2 separate regions of the Homo sapiens genome follow, and region 1 is linked to region 2. The links are chromatin loops, found by intact Hi-C in ENCODE. Cell type or tissue: heart left ventricle. All regions are shown on one strand. Links, peaks and the distances in the headings refer to the core of each region. The heading gives the core; the rest is flanking DNA.

Evidence for each region. Hi-C counts contacts between places; a loop is a spot of excess contacts. Peaks named below come from ENCODE experiments on the same cell type or tissue, not always from the same donor. Only the 100,000 strongest peaks of a DNase experiment are listed, where the experiment ranks them.
Region 1: a loop joins it to region 2, with 2.5 times the contacts of the local background. A loop is called at or near these places in 23 of 110 quality-filtered maps.

The regions. Positions count from the first base shown.
Region 1 is chr22:35,928,882-35,934,259 of GRCh38, forward strand. The region is part of intron 2 of RBFOX2 (RNA binding fox-1 homolog 2); the gene reads right to left. Among named protein-coding and RNA genes, the nearest start is that of RBFOX2, 97 kb to the right of the region's middle. In heart left ventricle, for the core only: a CTCF peak has its summit at 2,246 (motif pointing right); no DNase peak of the experiment used is centred there.
Region 2 is chr22:35,428,800-35,434,177 of GRCh38, forward strand. It overlaps a transcript of MCM5 not described here. Among named protein-coding and RNA genes, the nearest start is that of MCM5, 31 kb to the left of the region's middle. In heart left ventricle, for the core only: a CTCF peak has its summit at 2,198 (motif pointing right); a DNase peak (open chromatin) is centred at 2,242.

The sequences.
Region 1 (5,378 bases), core at 66-5,065, 500 kb after region 2:
TGAGCTATTACCATACACTCATTATAACAAAAAGTTAGATAAAACCAAGCCACTTTGGAAAACAGTCTGTGGTTTCTTTAAAAGTTATGCATGAGGCCACGTTGTCTCAAGCTGGTAATACCAGCTACTCAGGGAGGCTGAGACAGGAGGATCACTTGAGGCAGGAGTTCAAAGCTAAATTGAACTATGATTGCACCACCACACTCCAGCATTGGCGACCTCATTTCTCTTTTATTATGATTATTATTATTTTATTTTATTTATTTTATTTTTGTATTTCTAGTAGAGATGGGGTTTAACTGGGTTAACCAGGCTGGTCTCAAACTCCTGACCTCAAGTGATCCACCCACCTCAGCCTCCCAAAGTGCTGGGATTACAGGCATGAGCCACCACACTGGCTTATTTCTCTTAAAAAGAAGAAATTATACATGAGTTTACCATTGCCTCAGTAATTCCACTCCTAGAAATCTACCCAAGAGAAATTAAAGTATGTCAACACACAGATTTGCAGGTAATTCTTCATATCAGCACTATTCATAATAGCCAAGTTGGAAACAATACAAATATCTACCAACTGGTAAACAAATAAACAAAAGGTGATACATCACTATAATGAAATATTATTTAGCAAAAAAAAATAAAAAATGACACAGTGATACATACTACAACCTGGATGAACCTCAAAAACATTATACTAATTGTAAGAAATCTCATGCCAAAGACTACATATATCATATAATTCCATTTATATAAAATGTCCAAAAGCGACCATTTTTTTTGTTTTTTTTGAGACATGGTCTCGCTGTGTTGCCCACGCTGGTCTTGAACTCCTGGGCTCAAAGGATCCTCCTGCCTCGGCCTCCCAAAGTACTGGTATACAGGCATGAGCTACCGTGTCCAGCACAAAAGAGGCAATTTTATAAAGTCAGAAAGCAGAGCAGTGGTTGGCTGGGGGAGAGAGGGAGGACTGGAGAGGGAGCAGGGAATGACTGCAAAAGAATTTGAAAGAATTTGGGGAATGAGGGAAATGTACTAAAGCTGGACTGTGACACAACTCTATACGTTTACTAAATATCACTGAACAAGTCACTTACATTGAGTAAATTTTAGGTATAGAAATGACATCTTAATAGAACTTTTTTTTTTTTTTTTTTTTTTGAGACGGAGTCTCACTCTGTCGCCCAGGCTCGAGTGCAGTGGCATAATCTCAGCTCACTGCAACCTCCGCCTCCTGGGTTCAAGCGATTCTCGTGCCTCAGCTCCCAAGTAGCTGGGATTACAGGCACCCGCCACCATGCCCCACTAATTTTTGTATTTTTAGTAGAGATAGGGTTTCCCCATGTTGGCCAGGCTGGTTTCGAGCTCCAGACCTCAGGTGATTCCCCCGCCGCAGTCTCCCAAAGTGCTGGGATTACAGGCGTGAGCCACTGCGCTGGCCATAGAGCTTTTTAAAAAGCAACAGCCAAATACATATTTATATTTATTTTCTCTACATAGTAACTCCAAGGGAAACAAATATGTAAGACAGGCAAAGTAATAATATTTTGTTTGGATATAAAATAAATAGTCATAATAATTATTATATATTCACAAATCAATAAATATTGATTTGACCCAAAAAATGGCTTTATTAGAAGGAAAGAGGTCTATAAAACTGCTAATTTCTGGGCAGGCGCAGTGGCTCATACCTGTAATCCCAGCACTTTGGGAGGCTGAAGCAGGCGGATCACTTGAGGTCAGGAGTTCGAGATCAGCCTGGCCAACACAGAGGAACCCCATCTCTACTAAAAATATAAAAAGTAGTCGGGTTTGGTGGTGTGCGCCTGTAATGCCAGCTACAGGGGAGGATGAGGCACAAGAATCACTTGTACCCAGGAGGCGGAGGTTGCAGTAAGCCAAGATGACACACCTGCACTCCTGCCTGGGCAACACAACAAGACCTTGTCTCAAAAAATAAAAATAAAATAAAATAAAATTGCTAATTTCTCATCTTCAACAGTAGGAAGCCAAAGAATAGTGCCAAAATTTGGACAAATCATGAAACAGCAGAATAAGCATATTACTTAGCATGGCAGTGAGCAGCAGAAGAAATAAAACAGTCTTTCCTGGAGTGAAAAGATTTTTAACTGTTTGAAGAATGAAATGATCTAAAATGTAATAGTAAAGCTGATTACATGGATTGAGAAAAGTGCTACAAGAACACTAGACACTACAGCATATACCAGACCTTCATCCACTAGAGGGTGTAAGGACAACACCACAGAAGGACCTAAACTATTGATGGGTGACCTGAGGTCAGATGTTGGACAGAAGCAACAGTTTGAAAAAGCTTTGCACAAAGGCTGAAAGTGGGGTTCTAGACAACCTAACAGGGGGGAAAAAAAGCAATTTCACACTTCCTGTAATTTAAGAGCAAAGCAAAAGCATGTTTAGTTAAAAAAAAAAAAAAAAAGAGGATCAGAAAGAAAATTATTATAGATTGCGAGATACAGAAGGGGTAACGTTTTACTTCTGAACCATTTTAATTCAGTCTCCAGCTGGGGGGCCTTAGAGCTTGGGTGGAGAGATGGAAAGTAGGGGAGTGACTGCTAAAAGGTATGGGGTTTCTTGTGTCCCGGCATGGAAGCTTACGGCTGTAATCCCAGCACTTTGGGAGGTTGAGGCGGGTGGAACGCATGAACTCAGGAGTTCAAGACCAACCTGGGCAACATGGTGAAACCCCATCTCTACCAAAAATACAAAAACTAGCTGGGCATGGAGGTGCACACCTGCGGTCCCAGCTACTCAGGAGGCTGAGGTAGGAGGACCACTTGAGCCTGGGAGGTGGAGGTTGCAATGAGCAGAGATCATGCCACTGCACTCCAGCCTAGGTGACAAAGTGAGACTCCATCTCAAAAAAATAAAGGCATGAGGTTTCTTTAAGGTTGCATTTTTAAGGAATGTAAGTATTAGAACAATGTTTTTCAAACAGGTTGCAATCCATTAGTGGGTCCAGGAAAAATCCAGCAGAAATCAATTTTGGTCAATCGTTAGTCACAATCGACAATTTTTTGAAGGGGACAGAAAATATCACAGTACTTAGAACATGGTTAAGATAGGCAGCATTTGGTAAGACTAATTCTAAGTTATAGTCAACATATATGTATGTGTGTATACTGGGTCATGACATAAAAGCAACTGCCTCCTTGGGGTCAGTCTTTTTTTAAGCTCAAAAGCACTAAGCTAGAACCTGAACACACTTACCATGTCCTCCATTCCACCAACTATCCCCGAGGGAAGAAAAGTAGTCATCATTTCTTCAATCAAGCCAAATGAGCACTACAGAAGATATATTTGCTGTTGTCCACAGCTCCCAATAAAAAAAAAGCCTTGAAAGTTCATTGCAAAAATTTGACTAAAATAAAGTTCATTTTCTACCCATGAAAAAACTGGTTAGAAAAAAGAAAAAAAAAATCTTGAGGAAAGAAAATACTTGTTAAGAAAAGAAACCCTTAGGTCATTTTAAATTTACCCTCTTATTAAAAGTAAGGCTGCCACTCTGAATTTAAATCTATAATTGTCTATGTTATATTTGTCAACTTAAGCATCTCCTTTGATGTTCCCACTTGTTTCTGCTAATCAATGGGACATTGTGTCTTTCAACAGAATTTTAGAAAATTGAAGAAAAAAATATAGTTTTGAGAAGTCATTGACAAGCATTTTAAACATCAAAGAATGGGCCCCGCGTGGTGGTTCACATCTGTAATTCCAGCACTTTGGGAGGCTGAGGTGAGCAGATCACCTGAGGTCAGAAGTTTGAGATCAGCCTGGCCAACATGGCAAAACACTGTCTCTACTAAAAATACAAAAATTAGCCAGGCTTAGTGTCGCATGTCTGTAATCCCAGCTACTCAGGAGGCTGAGGCAGAAGAATCACTTGAACCCGGGAGGCAAATGTTGCAGTGAGCCAAGATTGCGCCACTTCATTCCAGCCTGGGCAACAGAGTCTCAAAAAAATTGACAACATGACATTTTTCTTTGTATTTAAAATATGAAAAGATAAAATTTAGATCATAAGTTATTTTAACAAACAAGATAGAAAACTTGACAGAAATAAGTTACTCAAGAACTTTCAAGTCATATGAAGACTTCATGCTCCCACATTCTCCAAAGATTCCAGAATATCTTATCTTGTCACACCAGCAAAAGAACACTTATATTCAGAGAGACACTGACAGACAAATACAAAAGGGAAATACAAGACATGGAGGCTGAAAATCGGGGTTCAAGTCCAATTCTTTACTTACTACCTATATAACTAAGACTGGGAGATTCATTTGACAGTCTCTGTGCTTTGGTATTCTTTTATCTATAAAATTGGGATAATAAAGCCCAAGCCACCTAGCTGAACTATTGTGAAGATCAAAAGTGGATATACACAGGAGGGTTTTGTAAACTGTAAAGCAGTTAGCAGATATTAGTTGGGTTTTTTGTGTACCACAAATATATACATTTGTATTCATCAATTAATAAACAAAATAGTACACTACAGCTTAAATAATTTTTAATGATGAAATAATGAAAGCTTTCAACACTTAGTTTTGCAAGTATCCCACTGCTGAACATCCCTTACTTGGTTAGGCCACCCCAATGAAGCAAAACAAATTATCTCTAGTTTGTGTGTATCTGTTCTAATCCTCTTCCCTACCCATCCCCCAAACCGAGTTGACTCTAAAACAATAGAACAAAATTTAGTCAAGTAACCACTAAGGAGATACAAAATTGATGAAACAAAAGTAAGTCTTCCCTGTGGTTGATTAAAGTATAAGCCTCTTTTAATCAATTAACTTGTTAAATTAACTAATGTTCTCCAGTTCCCAAGTCTAATAAAGGGACGCTTTTAACAGTCTTAAACCACCTAAAACTAGTAAACAACTCTCTCCTATTTGCCCCCAAGCCCTTTCTTCTCCCAGTAGCTGAGTTGTATGCTTACCAAAAATCACTTGTGTTTATTCACCTGCCAGTTTATAGAAGTCGTAAGTTCTTATAATTATATAATTAAATGTTATATATATATATATATATATATATATACACACATCAATGAAATAAATTAGAAAATTTCCTTGAAAATAACTAATGTGAATGCTTTGTGAAAAATAAGTCAAGACACTGAAAACTTAGGCTCAAATTAGATGTGGGCAGGATAACTGTAAAAGACCGGGCAAGAAGGGAAAACCATACAAATCTAGATAGACAGTTTCACCCAAATTGCTCTGAATGTCATCAAGACCGTGTTCCTCTTTAAAAAAAAAAACAAATTAGAACTCACAGATGATGCTCTGGGAGCACAGTTTATGCAAAAAATTCAAGTAGTATTTCAATCACATCTATATATA
Region 2 (5,378 bases), core at 303-5,302:
GGGTTTCTCTGTATTGTCTGGTCTGGAATCCTCCAGCTCTGGTTATTCACAGGCATAGTCACAGTGCACTACAGCCTTGAACTCCTGACCTCAAGCGATCCTACTGCCTCGACCTCCCAAGTAGCTGGGACTACAGGCGCATGCCAGTATTCCCAGTTCTTTTCTTTGACCTTTTTTTTTTTTTTTTTTTTTTTTTTTCTTTTTTGAGGCGGAATTTTGCTCTGTTCCCAGGCTGGAGTGTAGTATCATGATCTCAGCTCCCTGCAACCTCCGCCTCCCAGGTTCAAGCAATTCTCCTGCCTCAGCCTCCCAAGTAGCTGGGATTACAGGTGCCTGCCACCATGCTTGGCTAATTTTTGTATTTTTAGTAGAGACAAGATTTCACCATGTTGGCCAGGCTGGTCTTGATCTCCTGACCTCAGGTGATCCACCTGCCTCGGCCTCCCAAAGTTCTGGGATTATAGGCATGAGCCACCGTGCCCGGCCAAATCTTTTTGAAATGCTAGGTCCTAAGGTTATTATCTCCAAATTACAGATGAGAAATTGAGGCTACAAGACTTTGAGGAAATGACTCAATGTCTCAGAGGCAGAAGTGAAGGATCTGGGTGAGCCACCAAGGGTCGTCTTCTTAGGAGATATTATTGCCTTCAAGATTTCAAGATTGATTGTTCCGGGCTCTGAGATTCTAGAATTCTCTCCTGCCATTCCTCCTCACCCCTCCTGCCCTTGTTTTTTGTTCTTCCTTTTTTTTTTAAGATGGAGTCTTGCTCTGTCACCCAGGCTGGAGTGCAGTGGCTTGCTCTCTTGGCTCACTGCAACCTCCACCTCCTGGTTCAAGCAATTCTCCTGCCCCAGGCTCCCGAGTAGCTGGGACTACAGGCGCGCGCCACTGTAGCTGGCTAATTTTTGTATTTTTAGTAGAGATGGGGTTTCACCATGTTGGCTAGGCTGGTGTCAAACTCCTGGCCTCAGGTGATCCGCCCACCTCAGCCTCAAAAAGTGCAGGCCTGTGCCACCGTGCCCAGCCATTTTTTGTTCTTCCTTAGAGAACCAGCTCAGCCTAGTGCTTCTCAGCCAGTAGGCCTCATTCTAGAGCAAGACTTCTGGGCTCCATGCTCAATAGCTGTGGAATATATTACCCTCTCCAAATCTCAGTTTCCGTGTCTGTAAAATGGGTCGGGCTTTTCTGGTGTTAACACCGAAAGTCTTGCATCCCAGGAGCCCCTTCAGCCCTAGGCACACCCGTTGGTCACCCTAAAAATGGGGGGAATAAAAGCCCATCTGGAAGAGTTGTGGTCAGGTTGGGCTGAACAGCGTTCACTGGTATTGAGCATGGTACCTTTCAGGGGCCTGCAGAGAATGGGAGAGAAAATTACTGCTCCTTACACAGGGTGACGGAGTCCATGGCCTGAGTGTGACACCTAATGCCACCACTTCCAGCTGTGTGCCCTGAGTTCAGTTTATCTTCCTGGGTCTCTGTTCCCCCAGATGTTAAGAGGATTGATAATAGTGTGGGCTGAGTATAGTGAGAGTATAGGAAGATACAGTGAAATAACAAGAGCTTTGCCAGGAAGTGGGCACCTGGTGCCCGCTGGGCAGGAGTGCCTGTAGTTAATCATTATGTGTCTCAAAAGGTGTCAAAAGCTTCTGAACACTTAATGCTGTGTTTTGGGCCTGGAGCCCCAAAACCAGCCAGTGGGGACTTTTTTTTTTTTTTTTGAGATGGAGTCTCGCTCTGTCGCCCAGGCTAGAGTGTGCAGTGGTGCGACCTCAGCTCACTGCAACCTCCGCCTGCCAGTTTCAAGCAATTCTTCTGCCTCAGCCTCCCGAGTAGCTGGGACTACAGGCGCGTGCCACCATGCCTGGCTAATTTTGTTTTGTTTTGTATTTTTAGTAGAGATGGGGTTTCACCATGCTAGCCAGTCTGGTCTGGAACTCCTGACCTCCTGATCCACCTGCCTCGGCCTCCCAAAGTCCTGGGATTACAGGCGTGAGCCACTGTACCCAGCCTTTTTTTTTTTTTTCAGTCGTATTTCCATGCAGGACACAGAAGGACCAGTGGGGACTCTTACCTTGTCTCTAGCTTTGGTCTTTTTAAAAAAAATAACCCTGAATAATCAGGAGAATTTTTTTGATGAATGAGGGCACTCCTCTCCAGCTGTCCCAGGGGTGCGAGGAGAACAGTGTCCATGAGGGGGCGCCAGAGCACCAGGCCCGGGGCTGCAGCCTCCCGCACCCACCCGGCCTGGCCTGCAGGGCCAGCTCTCCAGGCGCTCCCAGGGACTTCCCGGCCTCCTACCCTGGGAATCTGGAAACTCCCTGGCTCAGACTCAGCAGCCCAGACGCTGCCTGGAGGATCCTCTGGTTCTGGGCATTCACCACTGGCTTTGTTTGGACAAAGGCTCTGCTGCGTGACAGATCCTGGGGGATGCCTGAGTTATCGTTATCATGCTCCAGCGGAAGTGGGTATCCTCGTCCTGGGTTACACACCAGGAAACTGAGGCACAGAAATGCACGGAGCCGGGGTCCAAACCCACGGATGCCCAACCCCCGAATCTTTGCCAGCAGTCTCTGAGAATCAGTCTGGATCTCAGAATGATTGTAATAATCTTGGAGGCTTAGAAGGCTAGACTCTTAGAAATATTCAGTTCAAATATACACGTGTATTATTTTTTGTATGGGTAGCGCATGGGTGAAAAGACAAAAGTAAAACCAGTCCCCCTTCTCTCTGACCGTCCCCAGCCACCCTGGAGGTGACCACAGTGATAGTTTCTCGGGTCTTGTCTCCTCCTGATATAGGACTCATCAAATCTTAGAATTAGATGGGATTTCTGGGTGACTCGGTCTCTGGAACCCATCAGCTTCTAGCACGCAGCCCTAAGGTTCCCACTGCCATCCCTGTCAAACTCAAACTCATGGGTGAGTTTGAGGATCTTGGCTCCTGGAACCCCCCAGCTTCAGGCCCAGCTACTCCTTTAGAGTTGAAGGGGCTGTTTTCTCCAGCGACCCAGACTTCAGTTCCCTCTGTGCCTCTCCTCCTCCAGGGGGCCCTCCTTCCAGAAACACCCTGCCTGCTTCTGGTGGTATAATAGAGGACACTCAGCATGGCACCCTCTCACTTTATGCCTGGTGATGGGCCTGATCTGTCGGGTCAGTGCCTTTCCCCAGAAGGAACGTGGTGGCATTTGTTGATTCATCCGTTTGTGTCATGGAGATAATGACCGTACCTACAATAAAGGGCGAGGTGAGCATTAAATGCATGAATGTATGCAGAGCTCTTAGACTAGTGCCTGTTACATTCTCTATGGGTTTCTATTATTATTGATACTTTTAGTTCATTCAGCTAAATTTACCAAGCATTCACAGGTTTCCGGGACACTGGGAATACAGAGAACAAAGCATGTTTCTTCCTGCTTGGGGGAGAAAGATCCAGAAAGAACGTCAGCGCCAGCATGAAGAGCCTTGTGAGAAAGAACAAGTGCTCTGTGATATTTCAAGAGATGGGACCCCATGGAGGCCTGGTGTGTGGGTACCGGGGTGGCCTTGTGCTTTGAGATGAAGCCAGGGGGTCTAGCGGGGAGTACAGGTGGCAGGCAGGCATCAGTTACATAAGCGCCTCACCCTGGGAGCTCAAGTACTGTGTGACGGTTCTGTTCACGGCCCCCACACAGAACGTGCTCCTTGTCAGTAGAGCAGAGCAGGGAGGAGAAGCACCAGAGAGCTGCTGCGTGGAGTCTGGAAGTATCTCCTCCAACTTCCTTGGGGAGGAAAGCAAGGGCCCAGACTCTTAACACCAGCCCATGTAGTCAGGTGAATAATTCCCAGTCACTATCTAGTCCCTGGCCCTGGCCATCTGCTCAGCCCCTTCGGCAACTCCAGCCTGGTCCAGCCTCATCTGGCTCTGTGTGTGTGTGTGCGGGGGGGTGGTGGGTGAGAGGCTGGAGGAGAGTGGAGGGGGTTGGGGATTGGGGCCAGGCAGCGCTGTGTGAGGCTAGAGATGGGAGGTCCTAGAGGGAGACCAGGAAATCAGGCACTCAGGAGAGCTGGGAGGGTAAAAGTTGCTGGGGGCAGGTGTCTCGGGGGCAGATGGTGGAGCCCAGGTGAACCCCCTAGGTTGTCTCTGTCCCATCATCCTTGATCCTCTTTGTTTTTTGAGACAGGGTCTCACAATGTTGCTCAGGCTGGAGTGCAGTAGTGCAGTCATGGCCCATTGCACCCTCAACCTTGTGGGCTCAAGGGATCCTCTCACCTCAGCTCCTGGAGTAGCTGGGACTACAGGCATGCACCACCATGTCTGGCTTATTTCTTAATTTTCTTGTAGAGACAGGGTCTTGCTATATTGCCCAGGCTAGCCTCAAGCTTGAGGGCTCAAAGTGATCTTCCTGCCTCCACCTCCTAAGTGTTGAGACTATAGGTATGAGCCACTGGGCCTGGCCCCTTGATTCCCTTTGCATGATAGAACTTCAACCCTTGGAGCCCCAGAGGATCCAGGCAGTATCAAGTCACCATCCATGTTATAGATGAGACCATGTATAACATCACCATCTTTAACACCACCATCCAGCCTTCAGATGAGATCACAGCCCTGACTGCAACCTCTCTGACCACAGCTCAGAGAGGGCATGTGGCATGCTCACAAACAGTCTGTTAGGGGCTTCCCCTGGGTCAGAACTCAGACCCCTCGGCTCTTAGTCCAATGCTCCTCTCCTAACCCAGGTTGCCTTTGGGGACCTTGGGGGGGTCTCTCATTTCATTGGGAATGCCTAATGGCATTGGTTGCCACGTGTTGCCATTGTTGGTGTATGTAAGTCGCTCTTCTGTCCTCATATCCCCACTCTGTCGTCCTGCCCCTTCTTGGGGGTGGATCCTGCAGGAGAGGGGGAAGCAGCCAAGCAAGGCTTCATTTCTACTTTTCCATCTGCAGGACCCAGGGCTGGGCACATTTGGTGCAACAGGCTGGAAATATTCTCCCCTACCCCACCCTCCCCATCCCTCCTCAGAGGCACTGGGCCGGGGACTGGAGCCTGTGGTGAGGTCCTTCCCCTCAAGCCCTGTCGGGGGCAGCCACTAAATGGCCCCAAGATCCCATGGACTCAAGGGATTCCATGTGGCATCCCTTCCCGTGCTGCAGAGGCTGGGAAACTTAACCACATTTCCAGACTCTCTTGCAGCTAGTGTTTCTGATGGCATGGAAATCCTGCCATTGAATGCAAACGCACAAGACTAGAATTTGGAACTGAGTTTCGTGGGGAGAGAGGCAGGGCATGGAGCATCCAAGCATCCATTTTGCTGTGTGGATGGTGGTAGAGTGCAGGCCTAATGCTGGAGCTGGCAGTTGTAATGGTGGCTTCTGAATTCCACAGCTTCTTGATGGAGGC